Regions from separate parts of the Mus musculus genome. Here regions 1, 2 and 4 are each linked to region 3. A link is a loop called in an ENCODE intact Hi-C map of the cell type or tissue named here. Cell type or tissue: left cerebral cortex. All regions are shown on one strand. Region 1 overlaps Astn2 (astrotactin 2). Region 2 overlaps Astn2 (astrotactin 2). Region 3 holds the start of Pappa (pregnancy-associated plasma protein A). Region 4 has its middle 87 kb from the start of Gm23950.

What was found. Peaks named below come from ENCODE experiments on the same cell type or tissue, not always from the same donor. Only the 100,000 strongest peaks of a DNase experiment are listed, where the experiment ranks them.
Region 1: it touches region 3 in a loop (4-fold over the local background); 18 of 42 quality-filtered maps call a loop at or near these places.
Region 2: a loop joins it to region 3, with 6 times the contacts of the local background. A loop is called at or near these places in 22 of 42 quality-filtered maps.
Region 4: a loop joins it to region 3, with 4 times the contacts of the local background. A loop is called at or near these places in 7 of 42 quality-filtered maps.

The regions. Positions count from the first base shown.
Region 1 is chr4:65,585,453-65,593,452 of GRCm38, forward strand. All of the region lies in intron 16 of Astn2 (astrotactin 2), which reads right to left. Among named protein-coding and RNA genes, the nearest start is that of Trim32, 16 kb to the right of the region's middle. In left cerebral cortex, a CTCF peak has its summit at 4,580 (motif pointing left); DNase peaks (open chromatin) are centred at 1,628 and 4,575.
Region 2 is chr4:65,493,026-65,501,025 of GRCm38, forward strand. All of the region lies in intron 19 of Astn2 (astrotactin 2), which reads right to left. Among named protein-coding and RNA genes, the nearest start is that of Trim32, 110 kb to the right of the region's middle. In left cerebral cortex, a CTCF peak has its summit at 3,666 (motif pointing left); a DNase peak (open chromatin) is centred at 3,639.
Region 3 is chr4:65,119,004-65,127,003 of GRCm38, forward strand. It overlaps Pappa (pregnancy-associated plasma protein A), which reads left to right and starts at 5,171. Exons shown (of 22, transcript NM_021362.1): 1 at 5,171-5,944. The coding sequence starts at 5,539. In left cerebral cortex, CTCF peaks have their summits at 1,511 (motif pointing right) and 4,001; DNase peaks (open chromatin) are centred at 4,013, 7,118 and 7,612; H3K4me3 peaks cover 3,022 bases.
Region 4 is chr4:64,527,513-64,535,512 of GRCm38, forward strand. No RefSeq gene overlaps it. Among named protein-coding and RNA genes, the nearest start is that of Gm23950, 87 kb to the left of the region's middle. In left cerebral cortex, CTCF peaks have their summits at 3,249 (motif pointing right) and 5,733; DNase peaks (open chromatin) are centred at 3,253 and 5,732.

The DNA.
Region 1 (8,000 bases), 470 kb after region 3:
GAAAGCTAAGTTTCTGATCCAACCCCACCCTGTGGCTAAAGTCATCTTTCCAAAAGGCAAACCATGTAGCTGTTTCCTGCTTTAAGCTCCTCCGTGATAATTCCCTACTCTTAAGATAGAAATCAAAACTATTCAGCCATGTATATAATATGAGGTCTAGACAAGCCGCTGCCTCTCTAGACTAATCTTACAGTGCCCCAACTCATTTTCCTCTTATCTGCTGCCATGACCTTTAAGTTCCTTGCATACACCCTATGTCTTTCTCTCAGTTCAGGCACACACTTAGTCTCCCTACAAAATGCTTCCCTTCCATCTCCTCCCGGGTGACTTCTATTCATGACCCACATCTTAGTTCAAATGTTAATTCCTCAGAAAAATCTCCCCAAACTTCCTATACCTTTAATGTATATTAAGGTTTCTTTTTACAGATTCGTATTGCACCCTGACTTCTGTAACCTCTGTCTCAAAAATGTAAAGTCCAGGAATGAAAATACAGGATCAATTTTTGCTGATGTTCCAGATCCACCTCACATAGTTCATGATCCATGATAAGATTTTAAGCACACTCCCTCCTACCCTCTGCCTCCAGGTCTAGGGATTAATCTAAAGGTCCTTCCTCATGGTAAGCAAGTACTCTGCCACTGAACTATATACCCCAAGCACTCTTTGTTTGATTGATTATATGTTTGTTTGTTTGTTTGTTTGTTTGTTTTTGAGACAGGGTTTCTCTGTATAACCCTGGTTGTCCTGGAATTCACTCCGTAGACCAGGCCCATCTTGCACTCAGAGAGCTAACTTCCTCTGCCCCCTAAGTGGTAGGATTAAAGGCGTGCACAACTGCCACCACCATATATGCCACCACCACCACCGCCACTGGGCTTTTCTTTTTCCTTTTAATTTGTGTTTTGAGCTTGAGTCTCACAAGTTACACAAGTTTGCCTCGAACTTACTTTGTAATCCAGAAAGGCCTGAATATTCCAATCCTGCCATTTTAGACCTTTAAATACTTGGGATTAAGGTTCTTTACCATTAGGCCTGGCTTCAAAAGTATTTTCAATAAATGTTTGTTGCATACCTAGTATGCCTGTATGCCCAAGCCACTGGCTAGATTTTCAGAGCAGCAATGAATGCAAGAGTGAGGACTTGGAGTCAGAAGCATGAGAAGTAATTAAGAATTCAGTAGAGATATGATCTCTTCCCAAAGAACGATTCCCCTTTTCTAAGGAAAGTGAGCAGGTAAAGCATGATTAACTTTCTATGTGTTCTGACCTCCTCTAGCTTTGCATGTGGGCCTCTGCATGGCAAGGATAGGAGAGCTGAGGAAAAACAGGCTGTCTATCTTTAACGGGAAAAAGATAAAGAGCATTTTTGAAGAGACTTATCCTCTGTTCACATTTCCCATCCCTCTGAATAATGCTTCCAAAATAGGATCATGTCTGGTTTCAAGCCCGGTTCAGTTCCAATGACACTACAACCCATTCATTTGAGAACCTGCCAAATGAACTCTCTTTTTTCTCCTCCCAAATTCCTGCTGGGTATTATTTTGTTGCCACCAAAAGAAAAAAAAAAAAAAAAAAAAAAAAAGCTTTAGTTGAAATGACAACTCCTTGTTGGGAGAGCAGCCAGAGCTTTTCGGCAGGAGGTGATGGCACCATTTGCCCTTATCCAGAAAACAAAACAAAGGCATCAGACTGAGGACTTCTGGGAGAGCCAGGGCTGCGCGGGTGTTTGTTCAGGACTAGGCAATGGTGCAGGACTTCCTAGTCAGACAAGCTTTGCTTTGGCAATGGGCTCTTACTTGAGGCATTTAAAGGCTCCGTGGGGATGACGGGGGCTCAAATTAGAAACATGAAAAGAGGAGGAAAAAGGGTGAGACTTTTACATCATAAAGAGTGGCCTTTCTTACAACAGTGGCCTTGCTTACAGCAGTGGCCTCCCAGGAATTGCTGAAATGGAATCATCTCTTAGGAGGCGTTATTGTGTCCTGTTGGAGAGAAGCAGTTTAATCCAAGGCCCACACCACACAGAAATCTGAAACAAAGGAAAAATACTCATCTGAAATGTGGCCATTGGAGTCTAGTCTGCTTCATGGTTCATTGTGAACGTTTCAGCCTAACTCAGCCCATGGTCCTCAGCGTGTCCTTGATATGTGACAGTATAAACTAAAAGTCCATGTGAGGATTAAATGAGGTACCTGGCACAGGCTACTCCCTCAGTCAATATGAGCTGCTCTTGTTTGCTGCTGCTGCTGCGCTTGCTATAATTATATTGTTGCTGTTGTAACCGGATGTTAACATTGAAATTTCTATTGATACAGCAAGACGTAACCGAAGGGAGATCCCAACATCAAGCCCATAGACACAGAACTTAAAAATGAATTCTAATTAGGTTTATAACTCTGAAAATCCCAGAAAGCATAAAGGAAGATTTTCATTGAGAGAACTATTAACTATTACCATGTTTGGAGTCTCTAGCATCTTAGGACAGACATACAAGTCCTATGACTTCTACCCCAACATTCTGTGAAGGATCTCTTGGAGTGCTACTTAGAGAATTTGGTACCTGTTGTCAGAAAGTGGGAAGAACAGTAGGCCAGGCTTTACCTTTGCCTGCAGCAATGCTAATGGCCTGTGTTAGAAGAGCAGAAAGGGATTGGCAGAGACACCCAGAGGATTCAGGGATCCTGAAACACTGCTTGTGTTTTCCATGGACAAAAGGAAAGGACAGCATCCAAGCTTTTTGAATCTTCCCTAAGAGCCTCTAAAATGAAACAACCAACCAGAAAACCAGTAACAAAGGTGGATCTGCATCAACCAGCCAAAGAGAAATCACAATGTCCCTAGTCTGAAGAGAAATCTTTAACACTGGGCATCACAGCAGAGACACTTACCCATGACAAAGGGGCTCCTTAAAAAAAAAAAAAAAAAAACTGTTGGAACTGGAAAGGGCAGAGTCAAACAAAGTCTGACCATCGCCGTCCTTAGTTTTCTCTTCTGTTTTGATCATGGAGGTAGAAGAGTAAGAGGTTAGAATTCCAGTGAAGGTCAGCGGTGCCCACTCTCAAGGCCACCACTGAGAGGGGCAAGGGCATTTGACTTGTCAGGTTATATATAGCAGATAGACTGTATAGCTGTACTTGAAAGCATGTTAGCAGTGCAAAATGATAGCCAAGTAGATGTGATCTTAAGTGATTTGTGACTGACCACATTAAATACTTTAAAAGAAGTATGGAAACCAGTACACACACACACACACTCACACACACACACACACACACACACACACACACACACACATGCACGCACGCATGCACGCGCACACACTCACATTTACCGACTTCTTTCAGTTTCTACTGTCAATGGAAATCCTAATTGTGACAGTACTTGCCACATTTGTAACTTATCTGCCATGCCAACATGGACAGCCATCCAAACTGTGGCAATTCTCAACCTAAGCGTCAGACTTAAACTAAGAGGATATGCTATTTGAATGCCTAGCAATATCCAAGCCTGCCCCCTGCTTAATATGCTAAAGCTATCGAACTAGCTAGGTAAAACTCCATCCCGGAGACTGTAGGGCATTATGGAGTGGGTTTTCATAAAATGTGTATCTGTGCTTTGTGCCATGTGTATGCACAATTGGGAAACAGAAATAGAAACAGCATGGTAGAGCCCCTGAAAAAGAAGACCTACTTTGTAGGTTTACAAGGTAGACACACAAATGATCCTCTCCTCGAAGCCATCTTGGCAGCGTCTCAGTGTAGGCACAGGCAGTAGGGCAGCTACAACAGAATGGCTTTTCTGAATTTGAATTCAGCTCCCGTTTTCTAGTTTGGAAACTTTGATCAGTTATTTACCTCTCTAATATGCTATTTTCTCAGCTTTGAAATGTTAATAATAATAGTTCTTATGCTTTATTATTATTATCTAGAGGGTTCACAGAAGAGTATCCATGACAAGTGTGTCAAAGGTGTCATCAAATCCATTCCCTTTGACTCTTCTTGGCTTCCATCCAGCATTTCTCATTTCTGAAGCAAATATGAATCACTAAGTCTCTTCTTGACACCTGCTTGGTGCTATAACAATAAGGAACTTCTCTGAAACTGCTTTCTTTCTGCCCATTGAGGAGATCAGGCATGGACTGAGCACAATTCTACACCTACTGAATCCAACTACTTCAAATAAAATTACTGGCAAGTCATTTCACTTCCCCAATGTTAGTAAAACGCAGACTCTAATTTCTCATCCAAGTGTTCTGAAAATCAAATGAGAGACGCTCATACCTATGACTGCCTATGATCCCATCATGCAAAAACAGCACTTGTTGCTGTCTTTTATAGGCTTAGAGTAATCAAGCATAACCTAGAAGAAGGCACCTGTCTTCCAGAGAAAGAAGTTTTCTTCTGAGGAAGGTCAAACTCTCTGTGGGCACTGCCCAGCAGCTAACTGCTGGCTAATGTTTTGGCCAGAGGCAGGAACCAGTCAACATCTGCTCCTAATATTCATTTCTGCCACTTGAGACAAGGTAAGGGTGCAACTAGTCAAAGGCTGAGAGCTACATCATGTGTGAGCTCCTGCTGCCCTCTAGTGTCTACTTAAGATGTTTGCTCCCAGGATGCTTTTTCCCAGAAAAAAACTGTGGTTACAGAGTGCAGCTTGCTGGGCACTAAAGAGGAGCAGAGAAAAAGAGAGAGAGAGAGAGAGAGAGAGAGAGAGAGAGAGAGAGAGAGAGAGAGAGAGAGAGAGAGAGAGAGAGAGAGAGAGAGAGATCTTTGGCTCAAGGGAGCGTGAGTAAAAATTACTGCAACAATAACAGTTCAAAATAGCATTTCCTTAGAGACCCATACAGTACCACATTTGGAGATATACAACCATAGGGTAAGAAAAAAGTAACAGTCTGCTCCATCACTTATAGTTTTCAAGCTAGGCATCTGTGAATATATGCTGAGAAGGAAAACACAGGGGATAAGACTAGATTAGGGATTCCGAATGGATTAAATATAAGAAGGAAAGAAACTCTCAGATAGCAGGGCAGACGATGTGCTAAAAAGCTGTTTTCAGATTACTCAGAGCTAAGGCAGTTGATCAGGGCTTTCATTCTCTACTGCCAGACTACTATCCATGAAATTGAATTCAAGTAGAAGAGCACCTTTGTCTACTCAGTATAAAAGGTGGCTTACATCAGTGACAAGGAAAACTACACAGTATCCCAGGACAGTGCTGATGCCAGTGGGGGTTAAAAGTAAACTTAGGAGACATCCACAGACCTTCCAGCTGCTATAACACAGTGATGATGAGGAAAGACTCCCGGAGACCTGCCCTCCCCCACATAGCACGAGTAGGCCATAGACACAAAGAGGCTTACCTATCACCATGGCATATGGTGTGGGAGAGGAAAGGCATCAATAGACCTTCCTGCTACCATGCCACATGGGTGGGCTATAGATAACTAGAGGCCTGCTTGCCAACACACCAATTGGCATAAACAGAGGGGTTAATCCAGAGGTCTACTAGCCATGTGGCTGCCTGCAGCTGGAGCCACCTGCAATGTGCAAGATTGACAGATGGGAGAGAAAGAGAAGCAGGACAGTATAAGCATTATGAAGAGAGATGGGACTGGAGAGGTGACAGAGAGGAGGAATAGCTGGTTGTGAGTAGCCAGCCCTGCTGCCTGGGGCCACGATGAAGTCTCACCACTGGATGCTGTTGCCACTGAGATTCATAATTATACAGCAGCAGGGGATGTTGTTGCTGTCAGTGGTTCATGTTACCACTAGAAACTTGGTTGGGAATAACCCTGGTCTGGGATCATGTGGCTATCCAGAGGCTATGCAGAACTGAGCCTGCCACTCACTGGTTGTGGCACTCTGGAGAGCTGGCCCCACTTCTCACAGGAGGCAGCACTTGAGAGAATAGACCTGTGCCTTGCCTGGGCAGTACAATGGAGCTTTCTCTAGTGGCAAAGACAAGGGTGAGCCAGCCCCAAAGGCATAGGTATTGGAGAGATGACCCTACACACACACACACACACACACACACACACACACACACATATGCCCTGATGTGGGTGCAGGGGGATGCTCTCCACCCCCTTGCCTCTCACCGCCTACACCTAAGGCAGTCAGGAGAGTTGAGCCCAGGGTCCTAAGAGTGGGTGAGCTGGCGCTACTCCTTGCAGTAGAAGCACTCAGGATAGCGGGCCCTGCACCTCCCGTGAGGAGCACAGGAGAAATGGTCCTGGTGACATAGCTCTGTGGACATGAGCACAGAAGGGCCGGCCTCATCACTTGTCTGCCATGAGGTGAAGTGGGTAGTATGGGGGTGATGTCCCTTCTTCCCACTCCACCTGTGATAGTGGGAGAACGGGCCCCAAATCCAGGAGAGCAGTAGAGCTGGCCCTGTCCCTCATCTCGCAGCTGCAGCACTTAGGAGAGTAGGCCCTTCACCTTGCCTATGCACACATTGGAGCTGGCTGTGGAGGTGAGCTTGTGAGTAAGCCAGCCCAGAGGGCATGAGAGCAGGAGGGCTGACCCTGCCTCCTGCCAATGGCAGCACTGGGTGACCTTAGCAGAAGCAGTGCTGGAGAGCACATCCTGGTATGCACATAAGGGGGAGCTGCAGAGGTGATCAGCTCAGCTACTACCCAGGCTCAGATTCAGGGCTTTGGGTTTGCACATCCCAAAATCTACATCATCTGTGAACTGTGGAGGTATGAGAACATGAGAACGGGCTGGCCCTGCTGATCTAAAGATGCAAGACCTCCATGACACGGGGCAACAATAGGATAACCAGGAAGAGGTCCAGTGATGATCCAACATTGATGTCACAGAAGCCAAAGATCTTGAACCAGACCAATGACTCGTTGCAATGAGTGAAGATGTGTGGATAGAGGGATATATTGTGGTATACAGTGTAACACACTGCAGCTTACATGAAGAGATGTTTTCTATGGTTTGTTTGATTTTGTTTGTTTTTGTTTTGGTAGGGAAGAGGTTTCGAGGGTGGAGGGTAGATATGAGGGGACAGGGAGATGAGTGTGACTAGGGTGCATGATGGAAAACTCACAAAGAATCAATAAAAAGTTTATTAAAGGTGACTTACAAGCCAGGCGTGGTGGCGCACATCTTTAATCCCAGCACTTGGGAGGCAGAGGCAGGCGGATTTCTGAGTTCGAGGCCAGTCTGGTCTACAAAGTGAGTTCCAGGACAGCCAGGGCTATACAGAGAAACCCTGTCTTGAAAAAAAACCATTAAAAAAAGTGACTTATAGGCTAGTTACAGGCCTCTATGTGACCATGAAGAAGGCAAACCAATAGAAATGTATGTGTTTTTATGCATAAAGTAAGTGTAAGGTGAACGAAAATACAATTGTTAAAATCTAATATATTGAATTTCCACACAAAGTGCTTGCTGTTCATTCAAGATAAATCAGTTCTTAGGGTGTGTGTGTGTGCATGTGTGTTTGTGTGTGTGTGTATGTGTGTGTGTGTGTGTGTGTGTGAGAGAGAGAGAGAGAGAGAGAGAGAGAGAGAGAGAGAGAGAGAGAGAGAGAGAGAGAGCCTGAGTGTATGTATGCATGTGCACCACACCTTCTCTCTGGAGTCTCCTACACTGCCCTCAAAACACAATCCTCAGGACTCAAAGACTAGTCATTCCCCAGTACCCTCTCTTTCCTTCCAGTAACTCAGAGGGTTGGCAGACCAGAGGGATGTCTTAGTGTCAAGGGTAAACAGATCTTGGGGATGCTAGCTTCCTGGATTGGATATACCATTCTGCTGTAACAAGGCTTGGAGGTGGAAAGCATGTCACCAGGCACACCAGCTACCCTCAACCCAAGAAGAGGAAGCTGGGGTCAAACACCACCATCCCCTTTGCTGGAGTCAGAGGAATGCTTGGGTTAGAGGAACAATGGGAAACAACTGCCACTCCTTTGCCACTTTTAGAGTAGAACCATAGCCTTTCACAATTTTCTGCTCTTCAAAATATTAACTCTACCTATGTT
Region 2 (8,000 bases), 370 kb after region 3:
CTCTGGCAACAACAACTTCAACAACCCCGAGTAGCTCCTCTTCAACCCCAAGCAATCAGAAACTCAGCTCAGTCTCAACTGAGGAAAGTAAACTCTCTAAATGGAACAGAAACTTCCACTATTAAATTAAGCAAGACTTATGGAGCTGAGGGGCATAATGCCCACCTTTCCAAAAAAAACATTATTTAGGTGAACCGTGAAAGAGATGATAAAACCCAGTGGAATGGCACATGGTTGTACCCCACAAAGTCACTTCTAGGCAAAGAGAAACTCTTTTCTTGAATAATATCCAACTGCAAATAAGTGACAAGGCTAAGCCTAGTCCAGAAAGTACAGGAAGAGAAGCATATCAGAGCCTTGGAGCTGGTGTATGGAGCTGGGGTTTGTTTGCCTCAGTGACCTTGATTGTCACACTCTTCTCTAGGCCAGTGGTTTCCTTACTGTAACCCAGAGATGAGAGTCCCTGTTCTCTTTTCCAGGGTGACCAAGAAAATAATACAACACTTCATTAGACCAGAAATGCTAGAGCCTAATAGGTCCAGTTTGAACATCAGTGCTACCCACGGCTAAAGAACTCATGTCATGTCACTAGCTATCTCTGAATCTTATTATGCTCAGGTAAAAGTCACAAATGCAATGCCCACCAACAAGGACATTTAATAACACAGCACATTTACTTGATAAACTACCAATAACATAATTCCTTGCATGATACTGTTGAATAAATGTTTACTATTATGATTATCAATTGAAACATGGCACAGAAGCAATAAATGAAGGTAATCACCCCCCATCCCCACTATGAAACAATTATATACACTCAGAGTTTCCTTCCAACTCTACTGCCACCTGAAACTGCACAACAGAAATATAGTGATCTAAAAAAGGAACAGGCATGTAACTAGAGATAAAAGTTTGTCTCCACTATGTGTCACTCCACATCCATGTTTACCACAATGTGGTCTGTATGTGTGTGCATGTGAAATGTGTTTGTGGTGTGTGCACGTGTACGCATAAGGAGGAGGGCAATGGAGCTGACCTGCCTAAATGCTCTTCTCCTCCAGTTTTTGGGACCGGGTCTGTCAATGACCCTGAAGGTCAAAGATTCAGCTAAGCTAGCTTGGTCAATGTATTTCAAGAATCTTCCTACCCGACCCTACCCACAGGCACAGATGCTGCCATGCCCTACTTTTTTGGTAGGTTCTGAGGATCTAAACTTACATACTCAAGTTTACATGGCAGGCACCATAACAGCTGAACCATCTTCTCAGCCCTGTTTATGTATTGTACTGACATAGCTTCCTTTTCATGCCTGTAACTGGCTGGAGCTAGTCAAGGAGCCAGCAGCATATCCCTGACACACAACCCACACAGGAGGCATCAGGATGACAGCTGAAGAGGTACATCATGCAAGGACAGAAGGCCTGCCTAGCAATGTAAGCAATCAGTCAGGACTGATGCTACACCCTCATGCCAGATCTAGAGGTGAGAACCTGAGGTACTTGGGAGGTCTGCAGCTTGGCCTGACTTTGTAAAGATTCTTCTTCCAGGTGGGAGAGTCCAATGGGCTCCCTGGAGCTTTCTACCTTGGTGTTTCTTTACTTTGGATCATATCCCTTTCTGTGGGATCTTGCTCAAGATTTACAAAGCTAATGAAGAAAATTAATTATGCCCATGTTGCAGAAATGCAAAGGAATGTTGAAATCAGGCTTTCTAACTCTGCCACCTGGGACAGCTGACTGTACATTTGTAGTCTTGCCTTCTTCGTCTGTAGTATGATACTGGCAATCCTTATTTTCCCATTTTTTATGAATATTGATTCAGAGAGTGTGTATATCCTGCCCCCAAAGAAGTATATGTATGAGATTCTTAACTAATGCCTCCCTACCTCATCAGTAGAAGGATGTTCTCCACAGTTCTACAGTTCCCTATTCCTCAAGCCCCACCATGTGACATTTACATTATATAGGACTGTCTTCTCCTAGGCTGCACACTTTGGAAGGTGGACTTCAGTTTCTTAGTTTTACATTCCAGCATCCCACAATAGTCTGGCCTCTCTTGGCTGTTTGAGAAAGTTTGCTGATGTGAATCTATTTCACTGAAAATTCTGAGATTCCAAGAACTGACTTTTATTTGGTTAGTTACATAATAAGCAAGATTTGCTTGAATTCTGTACCATCCTGACCTATTCTGTCTTCTTTGGCAAAACAAGCCTTCTTGGGAGCACTCACTTTTTGTTAGTTTGCTTTGTTTTGTTTTGTTTTGTTTCTCCTTTTGGGTGCTTTTAAAAAGCAATGGAAATTATATTTCCTGAAAGTTTGGGAAAGTTTCTCTCTCACACTCACTGAGGGGTGGGGGTGGGCTGTGAGATGTACATGCCTTACAGCTCATTGATGAGGATAACTGAGATGGGTGGAGCTGAAGCAGACATCTGTGGAGATGAGCTGGCAGCTGCAGGGACATGGAGGAAGAGACATAGGAGATGTGATTTGGTGCCATTGTTGTAGCTGAGATTGAGGCTCAAGCTCTGGCCTTGAGCCTAAGGCTCATTCTTACGAGGACACCCTTGCTGCCTCTGTCTAGCCTCCGTAATAACAGTATTTAAAATCATTGTTCTATGTCACCTAAGCTGAGAAGAGAGAAGCCGACCATTGTATATGCTGCTGCCCTCCTTCCCTGTATCTTCTCCAAATGCCCTATCTTTCCCCTATCACACACCCACTTCCCCTGCTCGTCTTCATGCCTGGTTCTCTTATCAAAACATGTATTGAATTCTGAGTGTTTTGAATGTATGCAGCTTCTAGTCTGTGTAGTATGTTTTAGTGTTGCACATACTGTATGCTGCCTGGATAGGTGTCCTTTGATCTGTTACCCATGCCTGTGCATGCTTGGTGAACTGACATGGCATTTGGCACGTATACTTTACAGTCTGCCTGTGGGGCAGTGGCTGTGCTTATGCATCTCTGTTGTTTATCCATAGTCTCATTCCTGGAGGATTTGCTGTGTAGTGAGTAAAAGATACACACTATCTGTGTGTGCTCTGCTTTTAATGTCTTTTGGATGTCTGTGTGTGCTGTGGTCTACTGCATTTCTGTGCTGGGGTGTGTGTGTGTGTGTGTGTGTGTGTGTGTGTGTGTGTGTGAGACTGTGTGTCTTTATGATCTAGCTTACCTTTCTATATTGCACACGCTCTGAATATCCTCAGAGGTGCTTACACACGTTTAAATGTATTGTATACATCCACGTATTGTCCTTGCAGCTTAGCTGGGTGTGATGATGGTGTTGCATGCATCTGTGTGTGATGGGTTGAATTCACATTGTGTTTCTGTATTATGCGACTCACAAACAAAATCTCCTTGTTTGTATGCTGAGTATGAGTAGGGTATGTTCTATTTGTTGTTTGTAGGTATGTGCTCATGTTCTGTGCTTTCCCTGGGCCTCTGTCTCAGTGAAATGTGTGTTTGAGTGTGTTCTCTGCCAGCTCTTCCTCCCTTTCTGGTGCCCCAGCCTCCCTCCTTCCCTCCTCCTCCCTAGGCTGTGACTGCTCTCAGCTGACACCTCGGCTGCTCTGGCAACCCAAGTACAGCCTGGAGAAAGGTCAGCTGGCTGCCTGAGCCCTGGGCCTGCCTAGAGCCTTCCACCCAGTGTTGTGGTGCAGGAGCGCCCTCTATTGGCTATGATATTCACAAAAGGCCCTAGAAATGGGCTTAGGCTTCCTTGTCTTGATAATCCCTGAGATTTCCATCTTTACTAAGTAATAGCCTAGAAGGCGAATAGGTCAACATAATTTATTGTCCAAACCAGACACTCTTAAGAATGGCAGCACTATTACATACACTCAGACACTGATGTATGCAGAGAGCAGATGGCCCAGAAAACGACTGTCCCGGACCCTTATTCAAAACATAGATGGCCCTTTGAAAAGAAGCCTCAAAAATGTGTGCTAGCACATACCAGTGGGAAAAAAAATCCACATTTCCTGGTGACTTCATGCAAGTTTGGAGACTCCTAGCAGCGATTTTTCAAGGCGCTGATCCCCCTTTGCAACAGAGACCCAAGGATGAGACTAAGTCCTCCTGGTATAGAAAGTAGAAAGGGATAACAGAAAGAATTTCTCAGGTGACTTAGCACAAGCAGGTCAAAAGTACATGTGAGAACAGGAGTAGTCATGGGGATGACAGAAATTGTTCAAGGTGTTTCTTGTAGCCTTATCTGTGAAGTCATTTGTGAAAACATGTATGTACTCACACAAATCCACCCGGAGGCAGATGACCAACAGCCAGTATGGTTAATGACTTCATAGATTTGAGCACAAGCACCCTTTACTACGATTTGAGATCTAGAAGAAGCAGAACAAAGCTGAAAGTACATTTCAGGTGGAGAAAACTGAGTTTCATTCTATTCCTTTTGCCAATGATTAGAGACGAGGCTCACATTAGAGGACCTGTTTCTATAAACTTGGGACAACAATTATAAGTCAGACCAAAGGACCACTTGGTCCATTTGGTTCAAAAAACATTTTCCAGAATTTTACCTTTTATGAAACATGGATAGTCATTTCATATAAAATTTAAAACTACAGGTGTAAAATAAAGTTAAGCAGATTTCTTTCTCAAGAGGTGTCTTAGAACATTAAAAATGATAATATGGCATAGATTTCTAGAAAATGGATGGTACGCTGAATCCACTCTTTCATAAATGACAGATATGAAGGTAATTTGCCCTATCAGAAATCCTTTGGAAATACATTCTGTCTTACTAAAAATTGTCCTATTTTCTTCCTTTTGTTCATTTGTTTTGATTTACATCTACAGATTTTCGTACTGACATCCACAAACAGAAATTATGTGACCATGATAAACCACAAATGGGAAAAGACTTAAAGAGGTCAAGTGGACTTGCCCCAGGTCACAGCACTGGGCAGTGGCAAAGCAAAAGGACGCCATAACCTCCCTCTAGAACTCATGAGATTCTTTCTTAACTGACAGCTATTAAACAGTACTTACAGGTGTGTTGTGGACATAGTGGTGAACATAGCTGTCTCCAAAAAGTTGAAATATGAATATGCCCACAGGAACCATACACAATTCCCAGAAATATCCATAAGGGCATACACTTAAAAAAAGAAAAATGTGTTGGCACACATGCCTATAATCCCAGCAGTCAGGATGCTGAAGCAGGGGACTGTTGCAAGCTTGAGGCTAGTCTGCATTAGACAAAGTTAACTCTAGGCCAGACCAGGCACCACAGCAACACTCTATTCCAGAAGACCAACAAAGAAAGGACAGGGCAGAAAGTAGGAAAGATAAGATAAGATAAGATAAAGAGAAAAGAGAAAAAGAAGGGAAGGAAGACAGAAAGAATGACAAGAAAGAAAGAAAGAAAGAAAGAAAGAAAGAAAGAAAGAAAGAAAGAAAGAAAGAAAGAAAGAGAGGGGGGAGGGAGGGAGGGAGGGAGGGAGGGAGGGAGGGAGGGAGGAAGGAAGGAAGGAAGGAAGGAAGGAAGGAAGGAAGGAAGGAAGGAAGGAAGGTCAAAAGAAATGGGACTATGCTACTGGAAAAATAGTATATAAAAAGGAAGAGGTAGAACATGCCTATGATCCCAACACTGGGAGGCTGAAGTAGTTGGAGTACCATTAGATCAAGGTCAACCCTGAGTACTCCATGGATTGAGGACAGCCACATCTATATGGTAAGACTGTTTGTTTGTTTGTTTGTTTGTTTGTTTTTAATTAGTAGTTAGTAAGTAGCACTGTCCATCCGAGGTCAGAGAAGTCAGCAGGAACTGGGATGATCAGTGTGAGCTTTCCAGAGGAGGCATGGAGAAAGCATCCTTAGATCAAAGGCCAACATCTTTCTAATGTTAAGCACCAGATAATAAATATTCTGCTTTGTGAGCCTAACAATCTGTGATGAAAGCACTCAGTGTTGCCATTGTAGCATGAAAGCAACAGCAGATAATATGTAAATGAAAGGAAAAAGCTGTATGCCAATAAAACTTTACCTGTAAAGTGGTAGCCAGTACTCGGGTTATAAATGGCCAGGTCTTGCATTTGAAGGAGGGCAGACGAAAGGAAATGGGGCCAAGAGGACCCTTTTTTCCCCCTTATACTACTGGGAAGCAGTATACACAAAGGAAAGCCACAAAGTCTGATCCTAACTGTTCTCTTTATTCTCCCAATTCCACCTCAAACCTCTTCCATTGTGTTCTCAGCCCTGAGTTTGAGCCCACTGCAGCTATGTGAAAAGAAAGCTGCCTGCATTTAAGATAAGATAAATAACCAGTTCACTGTGGAAAGTGCTTGTGAACTGTGCCTAAAGTTAATATGTTGGGCAGACAAGAAAAAAACAAAACAAAACAAAACAAAACAAAACTAGTTTCCCAAGAAACAAAAGGATTCAGCTCCCCTTCCCTGCTTCACACCTCCTTTTCCCTCCCTCTTAAGACATCAAAACCAAGGCTAAAATATTTGCCAGTTTCTACAGACTGGGTGGACCACCTGCCCCTTTATTGATAGTCAAACCAGTCTTTAGAAGTTCCTGATGTATAATGTATTTGAACAGCATCTCGGTTCTTTGGTCTTTAGCACAGGCCCCATATTGTTACATCTTTGCTCATTAAACTTCAGTAATGTCCCTCTTGGTAGGATCTGAATCAAGACCCATGGCCTAGAATTCAAAGTAATGTACACAACCTGATTCTTTCTGTATCTACTCAGTCTACCTCACCCTTGTCTCAGACTCTGTGGTTTTCTACATTTACAAATCTCAACTTTGAGATCTTTGGACTTCTGCTTCTAATCTCTCTCTCTCTCTCTCTCTCTCTCTCTCTCTCTCTCTCTCTCTCTCTCTCTCTCTCTCTCTCTCTCTCTCTCCTCATCCAAGTCCTACACTAAGGCTCTGATCTTATTCTCTCTTGCTTGTAAAGATGCCCCATTCTTGCATTTAAAGTTCTCCAACCCAGAAACTGTAATTCTTAGCAATGCCACTTTCCTTGGCTGCTTTTATTGTTTGCATACCCCCCACCAAATGAACATTTTAACAATTACAAAAATGCATGACTTACTGCTTAAGATTCAAACAATCTACAATCAACCCTGAGAAAAATTCAGGAGATTGGCAAGGTTCAGGAAGATGAAAAGGATAATATAATATACCCTTAAAAGGAACTTAGTGTCTATGGTTATAGCTGAGAAAATGGTTCCCTCCAAAGACCAGTGAGCAATGAGACCAGAGACCTGGAAGGGTCCAGAGCACCTTAAATTCTGTAGTTTTCATGAAGTCTTGATTTATATATTGTCAGAGTAAAAGCTATATATAACATATCCCAACTAAGTGCTTAGCTTGACCCACAGTAGTCAACTCATAAATATCTGTTACATTAATGTAGAGCTCATTATGGAGTCTTAGGAAGAGAAATCACCCCTAACTCGATTCCCTAACACTATTCCAGTAGGAAATACATTGTGTGAGGCTGTGGGGCAGAAATTTCAGCTGGCTGATGTCCCTCAGAAGGACCCATAAACTGATTCCTTAATCATTTCCCATCCAAAACATTAACTGAGTGGGCCCATATGGTTGGCCCATGTATCAAAGCTAAGCAGAAGACTGTGAGTGGATTTTTCCAGTGAGTTGATGATGGTAATTTGAAGAATACATGCAAGAGAGTTGTTCATTTACGTACATCTCTGACTAGGAAGAGAAAAGCTCAGGGTACTGAAACGAGGGAGCAGGAAGAAGAGGAAAAACCCCTAAGTGCCCCTTGTCCTCATACTGACCTTCTCAACCCAGGAATCATTTTAAAGAGTAGTGGAATTATAAATTCCAATAAACAGAACGGGCCTTACTCTTCTGTCTATGTTTTGGCATCATTTGGCCTCACTTTGAACATTCTCCATTGCAAGGACTCATCCTATGTCCAGGAAACCACTGTAGAATAGGGTCCAGATGCAAGTGCAGACCATGGAAAGAGGAAGGAGACTAATCCTCTAAGAAGCACTT
Region 3 (8,000 bases):
AGCTAAACTTAACTGCTAATCAGTGGTTTCCACCTTCAACTTTAATTCTCAGCTTAATAAATATTCTAGGTACCTGAGAGAAGCAATGAATGGGTATTTTTCTGTATAAGCCAAATGACTAGGGTTGGAATCTAGGAATTTCTGTTTCAGCTTCTTGTAAACTAGCATGAAGAACTAAAAGCGGGTTCAGATGATTCTATAGACACTCATTTCTCATCAAAAATAGTTCAAGAATGAAAATAGGAAACGCATCAGGCCTTCAAAGTCCACATCCACACAAATTAGGTCCCTCCACCCATTTTTTTGACCTGTACATGGTACACACACTATGATCACTAAACCCCTTTCCATGTTATGCTGAGCTAAGAACAGTACTAACAGTAATTTAAATAATATTTTAATAAAGATCTTGGAGATATTCAAATTATATTGGTCTGACACAAATTTTATTTTTTAATGAAATTCAAGAAAATAGAATTGATAAGTAATCTCCTGAGCAATTAAATTAAACTGAATTCATAGCTACCCTTAATCTTGTAAAGAGTAAAAAAACCTTTTAGTGAATATATTATAATCATTATTATTTTAAGTGACATGCAGTAGGCACTCGGTAAGGGAAAGTCATTATCACTGCCAGAACTCTGTGAAAACATCTCACTACTGCATGCATGTCACACAATGCAATTCAGCTACTGTTGGCGCAACGATGAGGAAGCTGGTGTGTGCAGAGTCTTCACTGACATGCCAACACACAGCAGAATGCTACATGATAGCCATGACAGTCTTAGTTCATCTCCTAGTAACCCTATGAAGAGTGGACAAATGAAAATTGAGATTTAAAAGCAGGACAACAGTTCTGAGGTCTCTGAACTTGGTATACAATGTTACACCTGGATGAAAAATGCACTCAACTATCCAGTTTTTACTTCTTTACCTCCCTCCCTCCCTCCCTCCCTCCCTCCCTCCCTCCCTCCCTCTCTGTGCCTCTCTCTCTCTCTCTCTCTCTCTCTCTTCATCTCTGTCCTCTTCACAACCCACTCCCTCCCCCCTCCACCACCCCCACCCCCATCCCATTTAACTTCCTCTGCAGGCCTGCTATAAGTATTTCCGGGGAAGACTCCAATAAAAGTAATTTACTTCAAACTTACTATAAGTATAAGGTGTTAAGAGAATGGTTGCTGAACTCTTTTTACTTCATCCCATAGTCTGTATCTATGTTATCTCCGTTGAAAAGCTAGTAAACATCACTGTGGATGGGGGAAGTTAGATTCGATATTTCTCATGAACCTAGTGTCTTTATGGAATAATGAGTGGCACTACAGAATAAGCTGGGTTATATTCTTTTTTGTTTCCATCAGTGATTTAAACAAGGAGTTACATGAGCAAAGGAGCACTGAGCTCCATGTTTGAGAAAGTACAGGATAAATACTTTGAACATTGGAGACTCCCAGGACTCTTGCACACTTGCAACCAAGCATTGGGGACATGCTGGTAGAAATTCAGTAGAAGTTTTAGGAGAGCCCAGAGGAGGGAGCCCTTCAGGGGCCTGTGTGCCTAGTTAAAGTTCTCTAAGCAGGTGACTGGATTGACCCTTGGAAGTTCTTGCCCTTGATACTTCCTAATCTGGGCAGGAAGACCTAAACAGGACATTGATAACAATACACGATCCTATCTCACAAGTTCTACAAGAAGATAATACTGCCTTAGAAATTCCAAGATGAGAATAATTTACTGTCTGGGAGTAAAAAGATTGTGTCCTGGCTGTAAAGGAAAGTGGAAAGAGAAGCCCAGTGGTTGTTAGATTTAAATCTACAGAAAGAAATATGGGCAACCCTCTACTGAGCAGCTACCACTATGTCACACAATACAATAATTTAATCCTCACGATAGCACCACGGTATAGCCACTAAGAACCGAAAGCTAACAACTTGCTGAAGGTCTTAGGAACACAGGTCATGGTGTCTCTGAAACCAGTACTTTGGGCCACAATTTACCCATTCAAACGCACTTATGTCTCAAAAGTGTTACTCTAACTTCCAGAACACTGTAGACTTCTGGATTACATAGAGAGCTTTCAATTACTTCCAGACAAGATGCACGTTGAGGGAGTTTGTTCCAAGGATTAAAAGTACAGAGTAAGAAGGGGTTTGGTACCAAAAGTTTCCTCAGAAACTTTAGGAGGCCCTGAGAAGGGAACCAGGGACTGGGTAGCTATGACAAGACTAAATGGGATCTACTATCCCCGCAGTAGAGTACTAGCAGAGCTATCATGTGGGAAGCACTGAATTCAGTTTCTGGTACTTAAAAGGGGGAGAAATGGAAAGATAAAAATGAGAAAAAAAATCCACAAGAGACTACATGATTAATTAACAGGAGAGCACTACATGATGAATCATTATTTAAAATGTAAGCCAATACAGAGGCCATGTGTAAGCCATTGCTTTGAATGGCCTATCATGCACAGTGTGCGATTCATCCATGAGACTCCAGCATAAAAACAAGCAAATCCATGTGCGCACAGAGTAAGAGTAGCCTCCAAGACAGGCGAGGGGAAATGGTAGTTATATGGTTAAAATTTTATTTTACTTATTTATTTGCTGAGGGTGGTGGACTCCATGGTTTATATGTGGCAGATAAAACACTAGAGTCGCAAGAGTTGAGTCTTCTTTCACCATTGTGGGTCCCAGGAATTCCACTCAGGTTAGCCGACTTGACCTTTTACCTACTGTACCATCTAGCTGCCCAGTAATTATACATTTAGTAATATGTCAGTAAAAGGCTTTAGCAAACATTCTCAATGCATTTAGGGATTGGGGTCAAAGAGCAAAACAACCTATAATGTCTATTCTTTCCTTCCTCCACTTCCAGAGGGGAAGAAATTTTTTTATTTAGGGACCTAAGGAGCACTTTGACTTTGATGGGAACAGAGGAGTACATGGTGCTCATAGAGAAAATCTACAGTTCAGGAGGTTTTGTACTCAGAATAAGCTGTAAAGTATACACTCTCACTGTAAAGAGGTCTGAATGGAAGGTTACAGTGAAATGGTTCAGAGGAAGACCAGGTGAGTGCATGTGCATTGGAAATTGATGTGCCTCCTATTTCATTCCTGGTTGGAAAGTGGATGAAATTCTAAATGTCTACAAATACTAAAATTATTGTACACAATGGCTTAAAAGCCTCTGGAAATACAGTCTCCAAATACCTAATTGTCATAACTGAAATGAGCAGTAGTCATGTTCCAAATATTATTTGCGGGGGTGGGGGGTGGTGTTCCAAATATCATGGGGGGGAAGTACTGAATGACAGTGTTTATGCAATTCACCCCCCATCTTTTTCCTTCTTTGAGGACTACATCCTAGTTTGTATAGGTGAATCAAAGTTGTAGACCGTGAGAGATTTGTGGGGTAGGGGGTAAGTTTTTAACCTATGGCATTATGCACAGTATTTTTTTTTTCTTTCCATCAGGTCTCTATAGAATGGAGGATGGAAGATGGGCATCTCTTTATACGTAGAGACCTTGAGTTCCAGAACTCTTAGCCTGATGCTACATAGCAAGTTCTTCCCTGACCAGGAGGACAGAAATCTGGGATAGCTGGTTTGCAGAATAGTGCCATGATTCCTGCTTACCACATTTCAGCTTTTATGGGGGGTGGGGTGGGTGGAGATCTGAGTCATCTGTCATCTTACAAATCTTTATCTGTTTACCAGCAAATATGCTCCGATGGTTCTGTTCCTCCCTGGAGCATGTAGCAAAGATCCTAACTCTGAGGAAGGATCTGGAACAGCCCGTAGGATAGGAACACCACGGGAGAGCAAGTCAATAATTAGTAGCGTCAACTTCACCTCAGTTTTCCACCATAAATTCTACCTGGAATGACATCTTTTTATAGAGATACTATTTGGACAGGCTAGCAAAGAACTAATAAATTTAAACCACCATGGCTAACCCATTTTGACTTATTAAACACTCGAGGGAAAGAGAGCTGTTTTGCCATAAGGGGGAGCTTTTGAGTTCCATAAAGAGGGGGAAAGGAATGAATATATATATATATATATTTCAGTTCAAAACGTAGAGCCACAGGGGCAGCAGACTGTTACCTGCTTACCTGTGCTTGGCCAACATTAGGAGAACTTGGATTGTTTTTAAGCTGAAATTGGGTAAATTCATATTTTCCTACCATTTATATTCAACAAAAAGTATATCTAACAGTCAACTGAATGATGTAGGATTGTTCAGGGGCAATGATGGGGGACATAGCACTGGTCCACTGTATCTCCAAGGGAGATGCCCTGCAAACAGTTCTCTGATGCTCTGTTCAATCTATACGGATTTGGGAATTGACTTTGGTATGCTGAAGCGCGAAGGTTAGCATTGGGGTCTCAGGGAAGAGAGAACCAACTTACTACAGTATAACTTTAAGAAAATGTGGTGAGAGGAGAAGGAGAAAGGCAAAAGAGACAGAGAGAGCAAGGAGGAGAAAAATGGGAGAGGGAGGTGAAGGGAGGGGGACAGAGAACAAGAAGAAAAGTGGGAGAATGAAAGAAAGAGGGAGGGAGGCAGAGAAGATGAAAAAGAATCTGAAAATCAAGTTTCAACGCTTTGTGTATTGTGAAAAGAGAGACATGTAACAGCAAAGGGCAAATGAGACCCTGAAAGACAGATTTTTCTCTCCCGCCACGAGGCAAAATAAAAAATAAAAATAAGGGGCGGGGGTAAAGGGAGCAAAGCAAAACAAAACAAACCAGAACGTGTGTTTTGAGTCGGAATGCGAAGAGCAGGGAGGACCGTAAGGGGGTGTGTACAGAATTTCATTAAATTGTTACTTTAAGATTGTCTTCTTAAAAACAGAAGAAGTAGAAGAAGAAAGAGGGGGTGGAGAAGCTGAACCGAAGGAAAGGAGACAAACGGCAAAGTAGAGGAAGGCTGGGTGGATCGGCCTCTCCAAACCGATTGATTGGTCATGATCCCCGCAGTTTGAACAGGGACTCATTCAATTGGGAAGGTGGAGTGCTGGCGAACAGATTAGCACACGCTTGTTTACTCGTCTTCTAAGGGATTTTTTCCCCCTCTTTCCTTTCATTTCGTGAAGAAGGAGGGAGGGGAGGGGGCGGGGGGGAGAAGGGGGCTGTGGCTTGTGTTATAAAGGACGCAAAAAATAAATAAATGAGAGCATCTTGGGGGGAGGGAGGGAATTCAGCCGACCAGTGTGTTAGAGGAGATTTTTTTTAAGAGCTAGAAATATATAAAATAAAATGAAATAAAACAAGGAGGAAGGCATCCAGCTGTTAGAAGGGGGGATAAGGCAGATAAAGGAGCGGGGAGAGAAATTAATTGCCAACCAGGAGGAGTTGGACTGTATTTTTGAAAGGTGGGGGGAGTGGAGCACACACCTTGAGGAGGAAAGCGAGAAAGAAAAGAAAAAAGCAAGTGGAAGGGGGGCTCGCACGAGAAAGGAGGCAAATAGTAGTGCGAGCTAAAGCTGGCAGCTCCGGGCGGCGGTGCAGGGGCGCAGGGGGGGCGGGGGGGACCGTCGGACATGCGGCTCTGGAGTTGGGTGCTGCGCCTGGGGCTGCTGAGCGCCGCGCTGGGCTGCGGGCTGGCCGAGCGCCCCCGCCGGGTCCGAAGAGACCCTCGGGCCGTGCGCCCCCCGCGCCCCGCCGCTGGACCGGCCACCTGCGCCACCCGGGCGGCCCGCGGTCGCCGCGCCTCGCCGCCGCCGCCTCCGGGCGGTGCCTGGGAAGCCGTGCGCGTCCCCCGGCGGCGGCAGCAGCGGGCGGCGAGGGGCGCCGAGGAGCCGAGCCCGCCTAGCCGGGCGCTCTATTTCAGCGGGCGAGGGGAGCAGCTGCGCCTCCGGGCCGACCTGGAGCTACCCCGCGACGCCTTTACACTGCAAGTGTGGCTGCGAGCCGAGGGTGGCCAGAAGTCTCCAGCAGTGATCACAGGTAAGGAGAAAGGGGTCCCCCCTGTCTGGCGGACCACCCTGCGGGTCTCTGCAGGCCCCTCCTGGGTTCTTGCGGATGTCTGGGGTGCAGGTGGCGGGTGGGTCTGCGGGAGCCGTCCCGGGAGCAGCACAGGGAGTAAGGAAGAGAGACTCTCTTTAACCCATCTGCGGAATGGGCGCGCTGAGAAAGGATGCTGCCCGGCCTCTGGGGAGCTGCACTCGGGAGCTCCTCGCCGGTCCAAGACCAGGAGCTAGGGATATAGCTGATCCCCCGGGAACCCAGAATACTTAAGTGGTGCTGGGGATGTACAGAGAGACTCTGTCCGGGTATGGGAGAAAAGGGTACAGGACCCAGATGGGTTGCGTGTGAAAGAAGTGTAGGAAACGGTTCATTTCTCTTTACTTTTCCATAGACGCAATTCTCCAGTAGCCTGGCTACCCTCAAAGTAGGCATGGGGCAGGTAGTTTTGATTGCCAGACTTAGAAGTCCTATAACTACCCCAAAGTTGCTCTCTGCCCGAAGCTTGCCTCTGGGAACCACCACCACCACCATAGCCACCCACACTGCCTCTCTGGGTCCTTGCTTTTAAAGCCCGTTGCCTGTCATTCACCGCTGGGTCAGACCTTCTTAGCGCACCTCTGACAGCCTACCCCAGACTCGGCTGAGAAATGGGGCGCTTTTCTCTTTGGGGACTTTTATGAGCCCATACTAGATTTAAGATCTCCCTCCTCACCCTCCCTCTCTCCCCTTCGCTGCTCCACAGCAAAGCCCATAGTGAAACCGGACACTTTGCGAGGGCTGCAAACCTTCCAAACGCCTCAACATTCATTTTCCCTTCTAAATGAATCTGTGGAAATGCCTTTAATAAAACGAGGGGTGGTGGAGGGGGCGGCGCAGGAGAGAAGGAAAGTTTTGCCTCTTCTGTCTGGGAGATTCCCTCACTGCATAAACAACCTTGCCGTGTCCTGGGACGCCTTAAAGCTATATTAGGGGTTCCCCCTTCGCTGCAACCTGGGAGCGAGTAGAGGGTTTCGTGATCCCACCCCTTACACACCGCTCTCAGGCAGTCTGCGGCTGTTTTGCCTTGGCATAAACCTTTCTGAACACTGCACCGACTCTCCCATTTACCGAAGTCCCCTTCAGGGAACCCAAACTCTGCTACTATGCCACTCAAATGTATCCTCAAAGCTCCCACTTCCCAGCTACCAAAGGAGAGTGAGAACGACTACACACACACACACACACACACACACACACACAAAACTGACGTCATCGCTACCACCACCCCCTCCCTCCGAAAAGGAGAGGGAAACGGAGCGCATTCACTTTCAGCTCCCAAACCCTTGTCAGCCAGAGGAGGGTACAACATGTAACGAGAGACAAGATTCAAAATAGTCATGAAGATGATGATAATTCAGGTCTCTCTCTCTCTCTCTCTCTCTCTCTCTCTCTCTCTCTCTCTGTGTGTGTGTGTGTGTGTGTGTGTGTGTGTGTGTGTTTGTGTGTGTCTGAGTGTGTCTGAGTGTTTTCACTTTCAAAGCACAGCGGTTTGCTGCTTGAAAGTGGTTAAGAGATGGGTAGGTTTGGTTTTGCTGCTCTACCTGTTGTGTGGATGATTCGGAAGGGATCCCCCAAGAGAGGAAAGCCCGGGGTTGTAAAGATAGTGGGTGCATTTAATATATACATGCATACAAATCTTTGTCTCACGGGATTGCATTTGCATTTGCACAGGCTTCTAAGTGTTTCAGACCAAGGTCTTTCTCCCTTCCTGGTCTCTGGAAGACTTACGTGTACGTAATCGACTCGCACAATTGTTGCAGTAAAATACTTTCATTGGATCGGTGATGCTAGGTTATTATTGCTCCTATAAAATGCCTGGTTCATTTTATGCGTGGAAATAACATTCCTCACAAAACGGAAGAAAGAAAAAAACAAAAACAAAACAGTAAGTAGATAAATTAATAAATAAACGGCACGACTGCCATGTAGCCCCAGAAAGCCTGGAAGCTGTTCCCCGGAGAATCTGGTCGGTTCCCCCCCCTCCCCTAGTTGAATC
Region 4 (8,000 bases), 590 kb before region 3:
GTCCTTGGTGGAAAGTTGAAAGGAGGAAAGGGAAGTGTATATGCCATTATACTTTAATTTTTAAAAGTAAATTTAAAGTAGGAGAAAAAAAAAGAGAGATGTTCTATGCAGCAAACTTTCCAGTTGGAAAATTCAAAATAAATAAGGATTTAAGTGAATGTAGAAATTGGTGGAAATAAAACCCTCAGATTTCAAACAGGTGAATGATAAGGAGCAAAAGAGCTTTGTGCAATAAAAGGACAGCTAATAGTCACAGTTAGCTTTAAAAAGTGTGAGTCACTGTTTCAGTAAGGATCATTTTGAAAGAGCTTCCTGTCCCAAACTTATTGATGCAGATAACCTCAAGATTGCTGGCAGGCCACAAGGAGGGAGCACCAGTCAGCCTGCGGGGAAGAAGCAAAGGAGACAAAGAAAATGGAAGAACCGTGTCTGGAACATAATGTTGGGAGTACTCACTGCTACATGAAACTGATTAGAATCAAATAATCCTAAGTCCATGATGTTTTTGAAGCAGCAATATTGCCAAAACCCCTCCATCCTCATCCAAAAGCCCGCAAGTGCTTGGCAAACCTTGAAACAACCTTTGGCCTGGAAATGGGCTGCAATGCCTGGGTAGCTCCCAAGAAGGGCATTTCTCAACAGCCACTTCAAATGGGACCAAGAGTTTAATGGGCAGAAAAGAATCTCCTAGCTGGGAGCCCAAAGCCACAGAGAATGATGCTTGTGGAAGCCTTGCTCCAAGAACTGAATTAGAGTCTATCAACAAATTTTCTCATGTCATAGAGGGGTTTACAATGTTCCAGGGAACTTTCAACGTTACTAATGGTCCAGGACCAGATATGTGTCCCACCTTTATTTCCTTTCTGAATAGATACTCAGAAGATGGACATGCATTCAACGGTATCTTTGGCCTTGTGATGGATGAGATGATTTGGTGTGGCTTTGGCTTACTTCCTTTGGAATGAATCTGAAATAATACTGTGTAGTGATCAATAATCAGATGAACACCACGTAATCAGGGCTGAATCAGGCCTGGAGATGTAGCTCAGTTGTTAGAGTACTTGCTTGGCATTCAGGGAGCCCTTGGTTTGCTCCCCAGCACTGCCTAACATGGGATGTTGTTGACTCATGCATGTAATCCTAGTACTCAGGAGGTAGAATTGGGCAAAGCAGCACTTCAGGGCCGTATTTGATTACAGAATGAATTCACAATCAGTCTGGCTACATAAGAACATGCCTCAACAAAAAGAAGGAAGTTTAATTCTAAGTACTTCCCAAAGCAGAGACAATGTAGTACATTTTCTTAACACAGTTTCTTTTCATTTTGAAGATGCAACTAAGCTGTCTTTCTCAACTTTCATTGCAATTGATTGACAGTATGTAAGGAACATGAGAAGTTATGAATGCTACTTCAAAGCTTAGCCTCTAAATCTTTCAAGTTAACCTTTATACACTCCCCTTTCCATTGTCTGGCGTTAAATGCAATGACTCCAGAGAAGGGTTCTAAGACTAAGAAGTTGTACCATTACATAGAAGAAGCAACAGTCCTTGTCTGATAACTTACAACACTCCTCCCTTGTTGACAACCTCCAGAAATGATGACATGAAAGAATAGTGGACCTATACTGAGTTGCGACAGTTAGACAGAAAGTTGTTTGTTATAAGGTTTGAACATTTCTTTTTGGTAACACTACATGTTACCTTCCCACTCAGCTACCAACAGGAGACTTGGAGTGATAGTTTGAAGATCTGTAAAATGAATCCTTTCCATGTCATAGATTGAGGAGACTATATCTGGATTGTGTTAGAGAATCCATCGTTTACTGTAGAATGAAAGTTGACATCAGCAAATATTGTCAAGGAAAAGAAGAAGTTGCTATTGCCATTGATTTAGTACCTGAAGGTAAGGGAAAATTTACCTTACCATGGCTACATTTCTTTTAGAATGAGGAATTACTGATTTATTTTTGGCATAACTTATGTGGGTCAAGTAATATGCAAAAATAAGTAGTCTTTAGGCCCTGTTCAGAAAGTTTTCCTGAAGGAAGAAAATACCTTAACTCAAAGACTTGTAGTACAATCATGCATGGATGTCCAAAGAATGAAAGCAATTCTCCAGAGAGCTCTCAAAATAGAGCTAGAGAAGGCTAGAGTCAAGGAAATTGCACAGGAAGGATGTACAACACAGCTCTTTAGGGAGTGCAGGAAAGTCCAGAGAGTGAGGGAGCAAGCAAGCAGCAAGCAAGCAAGCAAGCAAGCAAGCAAGCAAGCAAGCAAGCAAGCAAGCATCAAGCATCAAGCAAGCAAGCAAGCAAGCAAGCAAGCAAGCAAGCAAGCAAGCATCAAGCATCAAGCAAGCAAGCAAGCAAACAAGCAAGCAAGCAAGCAAGCAAGCAAGCAAGCAAGCAAGCAAGCAAGCAAGCAAGCAAGAGGTAGACAGAGGTGCAAAAATAATGGATAGGAATGACTCAGTCTTATGCTTGATATCTAGGGAATAAGAATTCAGCCATAAATGAATAAGAAATACCCTATCTTTTGCTCTACAACCTTTAACCAAGAAGTACTTAATATAGAAACAAGTTTATGGAAGGTTTAGTATACTACATAGAGTAGGTGAGATTATTCTGTAATGGAAAGTCATTAAAATTGACTTAATACAACTTTAGTTCTTATTCATATTATAGTATACCATGGCTTGGATATATAATTAACCAGATTTTATGCAAGTACAGAGGCTAATAATGCTCTATCTTCATTCATAGTTTCAAAGACCATTTTACATAAGAATCCATAAGATAATTGCATTAAAACTGTCCTGGAGACTTCAGTTTTTTTTTTTTATCTTTAAAGTGCAAAAATAATCTTTAAAATATCAAAATAAATACTATATCAGTATGTTGCAAATTGTATCACCAGAAATCTATGTATATAAGTGTGTCTTTCAGTAAAATTCTTCAGTTTTCTTTTAACATGTATCATAGAGCAAATGCCTTGCAAACCCCAGAAAATAAGCAAGTTAGAAAATCATAACATGCTTGCTTTTGTCACTGTCTTCTGAGAATACATGGATGCCTGCACTAGGTTCTCCTGGTTGAAAGGCATCCTTTTTACATCTTTTTTTAAAATTAGATATTTTCTTCATTTTCATTTCAAATGCTATCCCCTTTCTAGTTTCCTCTCTGAAAAAGTTTTCATTTTGAGAGTTGAAATCTCAAGTGTTTTCCTGCTCAAAGGGAAAATGCCCAGTAGAGGGAGCCAACCACCATTAAGAGCATCTTCCTTACATTGGAGAATTAAGTCTCCATGGTCTATACCCAAAACACTGGAGCAGAGTAGATAGCTTCATTGGTGGTTTGGGAGCTGGGGAAGTTGGCGATTGTTGTGTTCCTAACCTGAGCAAACAATCATGATTGGGCACTGTGTCCTTTCGTCTTTAGAACGGAGATAACCTTTAACTTTCTTTCTCTATCGTTGTCTAGTGGTTTCCCATTTTTAAATCTAATAGTAAAGTAGCCGACCCTCATGAAAAAGGACTCTCTTAGGATTCAACCACTGTTTCCTTCAGCTCTAAGGAGACACATAACTCTTCACCAAGGGAAAAGAGATCAAAGTGTTTGCTATCAACAAAACTATTCTTCCCTCCCTCTATGGACAGAAGAATAAATCACAATTAAAGGAGCCGAGAACCTTTAAAAGTGCAGACTTCTTTACTTAAAGGAACATACAACTCCTCAAATGTAGATATAAATAAAACACACTTGACAAGTAGAAGGAAACTATAAATAAACTGAGTAGATGCAAACAATAGAAAGAAATTCCGTTGACTTATAGCTTTCTGATGAATTGCTTGATTTGGTAGATCATTTCTCTTGCCAAGTTTCTACTCTACTATCTTTTCAATGACTGAGAAGATGTCTAGTTTTCATGTTCGAAGTTCGAAGAAAATAGTTCACATGCAAATCTAGGGGCATCACAGCACAAAAGTGTACCTCAAAAGAAAACTAGGTTTGGGGGAGAAAAAGAAAGACTACCTCTCTATTGTCTTTGACCTCACAGTAGGATAAATGACAGTTTTGTAGTACATCAAGCATACTGAAGCCCCAGTTCTGTCCTCTTCCAGTTACATGAATTTGGAGTTGTCACTAATCCACATTTGCCTATGTACTTTTTTTCCTTGAAAAAAAAAAAGAGCTAGAGAGATAGCTCATTTAAAGTGCTTGCCTTGCAAGGATGAGGGACTGAGTTTGAGTCTCAGAACTTACACGGAATAAGATACTGGGTGCAACTGAAGAAAGCTGGGAGTGATGCAGGTGGCCATCTAGCTCCAACAGATCAGGCCTAAAAACGTACATGCAAGAAACATACAGACAAAGTTTGTTATATTTAGGTATGTGTGTGTGTATAGGGAAATACATGCATATATGTCCCTATACATCTATATTGGAGGAAGGGAAAGGAAAGAAGGGATGCTGTAATTATAATTTTTTAAAATGCCTGGTATGGTGGTTTAAGTTTTTAACCCAAGCTATAGGAATATAGAAACAGTCAGATTATTGGGGCTTCTGGCCAGCCAGACTATTTTATTTGATGATATCAGGTGAATGAGAGAACCTGCTCAAAAATAATTAAGTAAATAAGCCAATGAACAATGTCTGATGATGTCTTTTGGCCTCTACCTACGGACATAGGCAAACATACTAACATACTCATAGAGAAAGAAAAAAGAGTAAAATATTTCTGTGTTAGTATGCAAGGGAGCTGGCAGGGTGGGAAGCAGCTGATGGCACAGTGACAACTATCAATGGTAAGTATTTCCCATATCTGACACTCTTGTAAATAACTTCAGACTAACACTATAACACAATATTGTCCCCAGTCCTCTAATGCAGCACTATCATCTTCATTTGACTGGACATATAACCAAGAGCTAGCAAGTTGATCAGAGCTCAGGCTTTAAAACTAAATGTTTGATTTTAAAAAATAATACTTCCCCACCTGGGGATCAATCCCATATACAACCACTAAACCCAGACACTATTGCATATGCCAACAAGATTTTGCTGACAGGACCCTGATATAGCTCTCTCTTGTGAGGCTATGCCAGTGCCTGGCAAATACAGAAGTGGATGTTCACAGTCATCTATTGGATGGAACACAGGGCCCCTAAAGAAGGAGCTAGAGAAAGTACCCAAGGAGCTAAAGGGGTTGGCAACCCTATAGGAGGATCAACAATGTGAACTAACCAGTACCCCACAGAATTGTGTCTCTAGTTGCATATGTAACAGAGGATGGCCTAGTCGGCCATCAATGGGAGGAGAGGTCCTTGGTCTTACAAAGATCATATGCCCCAATACAGGGGAATGCCAGGGCCAGGAAGCGGGAGTGGGTGGGTAGAGGAGCACAGTGGGGGCGGGGGGGGGGCGGGTATAGGGGACTTTGGGGATAACATTTGAAATGTAAATGAAGAAAATATCTAATTAAAAAACAACAAAAACAACAACAAAAAATAAAACAGTTTGGCCAAGGGAAATAAATGTTTTCTTGATCTTGTGTCTCCTCCCTGTCTCTTCAGCCCTGATAGGCTACATGACCCCTGCTGACTACCAGACAGCGAAAGGACAGTTCCTTCAGCTGGGTGCTGTGGCCTTAGCAACCCCTGTATAAAAGCCAAAAGCTTGCTTTCTTAATCAGACGCTCCGTTTGTCTCCCACAGTGTATGCACTAGCCCCAGACACCCACTAGATGGTGATGAGATTCTAGCTTTCATTTGATTTAGCTTTTGCCATGTGAAAAACAAAAACAAAAAAAAAACAACCAAAAAAATACTTTCTATGTCCACAGACATAAATCTGCACATAAATCCTAGATTTGGGAAATCATATACTTGTATAAATTCTTCTTAAACTTTCACCGTGGACTCTGGAGCCTTGGTTACCTTCCTTAAATTCCCCAGCAAATGCCCTTCTACAGACAAGATCCTCTTTGCTCTGGTGTGAGTTGGAAATGGTTAGTATGCTTTGGAGATATATAGTTGTGCTTTCAGAAGCCCGCCATCCTACCTGGCTTTTGCTCCTTGTTCTTTCAAAGAGGACAGTGAATTCAGAGTAGATTCCCACAGCTGCTGACAGAGCACACAGTATTTCAGTTGATTTGTTGATTCCTGATACCAACTATTGTCTATCATGCATGCCTATATGTATCCATTTGGTTAAGACATAAGACATAATGATGATGTCAACAGTGAACTTTGTATAGACTCTTCTATTTTGCCAAGTATGACCTTTGCTTCATATTCCGGATAGCTCAGTAACAGAGAACAGGTTATGTATTCCATTTTTTAGAAGAAAACAGAGCCTCCAGAAATCAAATGAAACACTATGAGTCCACAAGCTTCTCATTTAACATGTCAAATCTTAGAGACAGACACACTTGGGCACACACCTGAAATCTCAAGTACTGCAGAAGCTGATGCTGGATGATTGACTGCAAGGCTTAGAACAGACGGAACAAATTGGTAAGATCCGGTCTCAAAACAAACAACATAGAAACAAACAAACAAACAAACAAAGTTAGAGCTTCAGCTTCATCCTTCTGATTTCTAGTATCAAGTCATTGTCTATTTCTACAAGAGACATAGTGGTATTAACAGAAAATCTCATTCTATTTCTCCTTTTTCAAAGCTTCTGAATTTCATCTTTCTCCAAAGTCCAGAGATCGAGCATAGAAAACAAACCTGTCTCTTCCCTCTCTCTACCCGCAATCCTGGGCCCAGCCCGGCAGTAAATGCTGTGAGAGGAAGAAGAGTACATACTCTATTTCATGGTCCTACAGGATACTCAAGCTTGGAAGGAAGAACCATGATTGTCTCATCTAACCATCACTTTTACATCTAAGAAACCCAAGCCAGGAAAGAGTGGAAATATTCTTATAGATGACGCCATGGGGTAGTGTGAGGTGACCTACTTTTCTTTAATGTGACCTACACCTTGATGTCATTTAGTTTGGAAACAGTGCCCACTTCAATTGCATTCTCTCTAAAATACCATCTAGTTTATTTTTTTTATCAAAAAGGCTACCCCTCTGCATACATACATGTTAACTATTTTAGCATCTTCCAGTTCAGTGCTGTAAAATCTCACCAAACTAAAAATCATTATGCATAACTTCACTTCGTTTCTGAAAATTTTTAGTTTCCTATACTTATTTGTCTTGTTTGATTTGAGACAGAGGCTCCTGAAGTCCAGTCCATCTTTGAATTTTAGGTATCCTAAATCCTGGTTGTCCTGCCTCCATGTTCCTGGTGTTGGGATTACAGATGTGTACTGCCACACTAGGTAGATTCTGTGCAAGAGACTAAACCATGGTCTTATGAATGCTTGACAAACACTCTCCAAACTAAACTATCTTCTCAGCCCCATCTATCATCTTTCATTGCAGTAACAGCAATGTGTTACAGTTACCTTCCTCCTTGCCTGATTCCCCATGACACAGAATGCCCCTCGGGAAAAGAATTAAATCTTAAGCATCTTTGTAACTCTAGATCCTGTTATTATCTTTAGCAAATGGTAGGTGATGGATAATAAGTTGCTAAGAATTATAGTGCTTAGAATTAGTGTGGTACATCAAGACCAAACTGGAAGGGTATTGTCAAAAATTAAAGTAGATGACATAGAAAAGCCACATGTTGATAGCTGTTTACAGTTTAAAATCTATCCAAGTATATAAAGTGTCCCAAATCTTTCCTAACTCTGCCCCTCAAGACCCCTCCGGTCAGGGGAAGGCAGAGATGAACTAAGGACTCAGCTGTACAACTTCTACTAATTTAGTAGATATTTACTAAGTGTTCTCCAAAGTGGAGCTGGAAAGAATTTGAGAAGAGAACCTGGAGGAAGACCCAATGAATGAAAAGACAACTTTTCTCAGTTACAAAGGGCTTCATTATGAAAGATGGCATATGCCATGCTTAGGAGTTAGGATAAAGAAGTCTGCCCAGTCTCCTG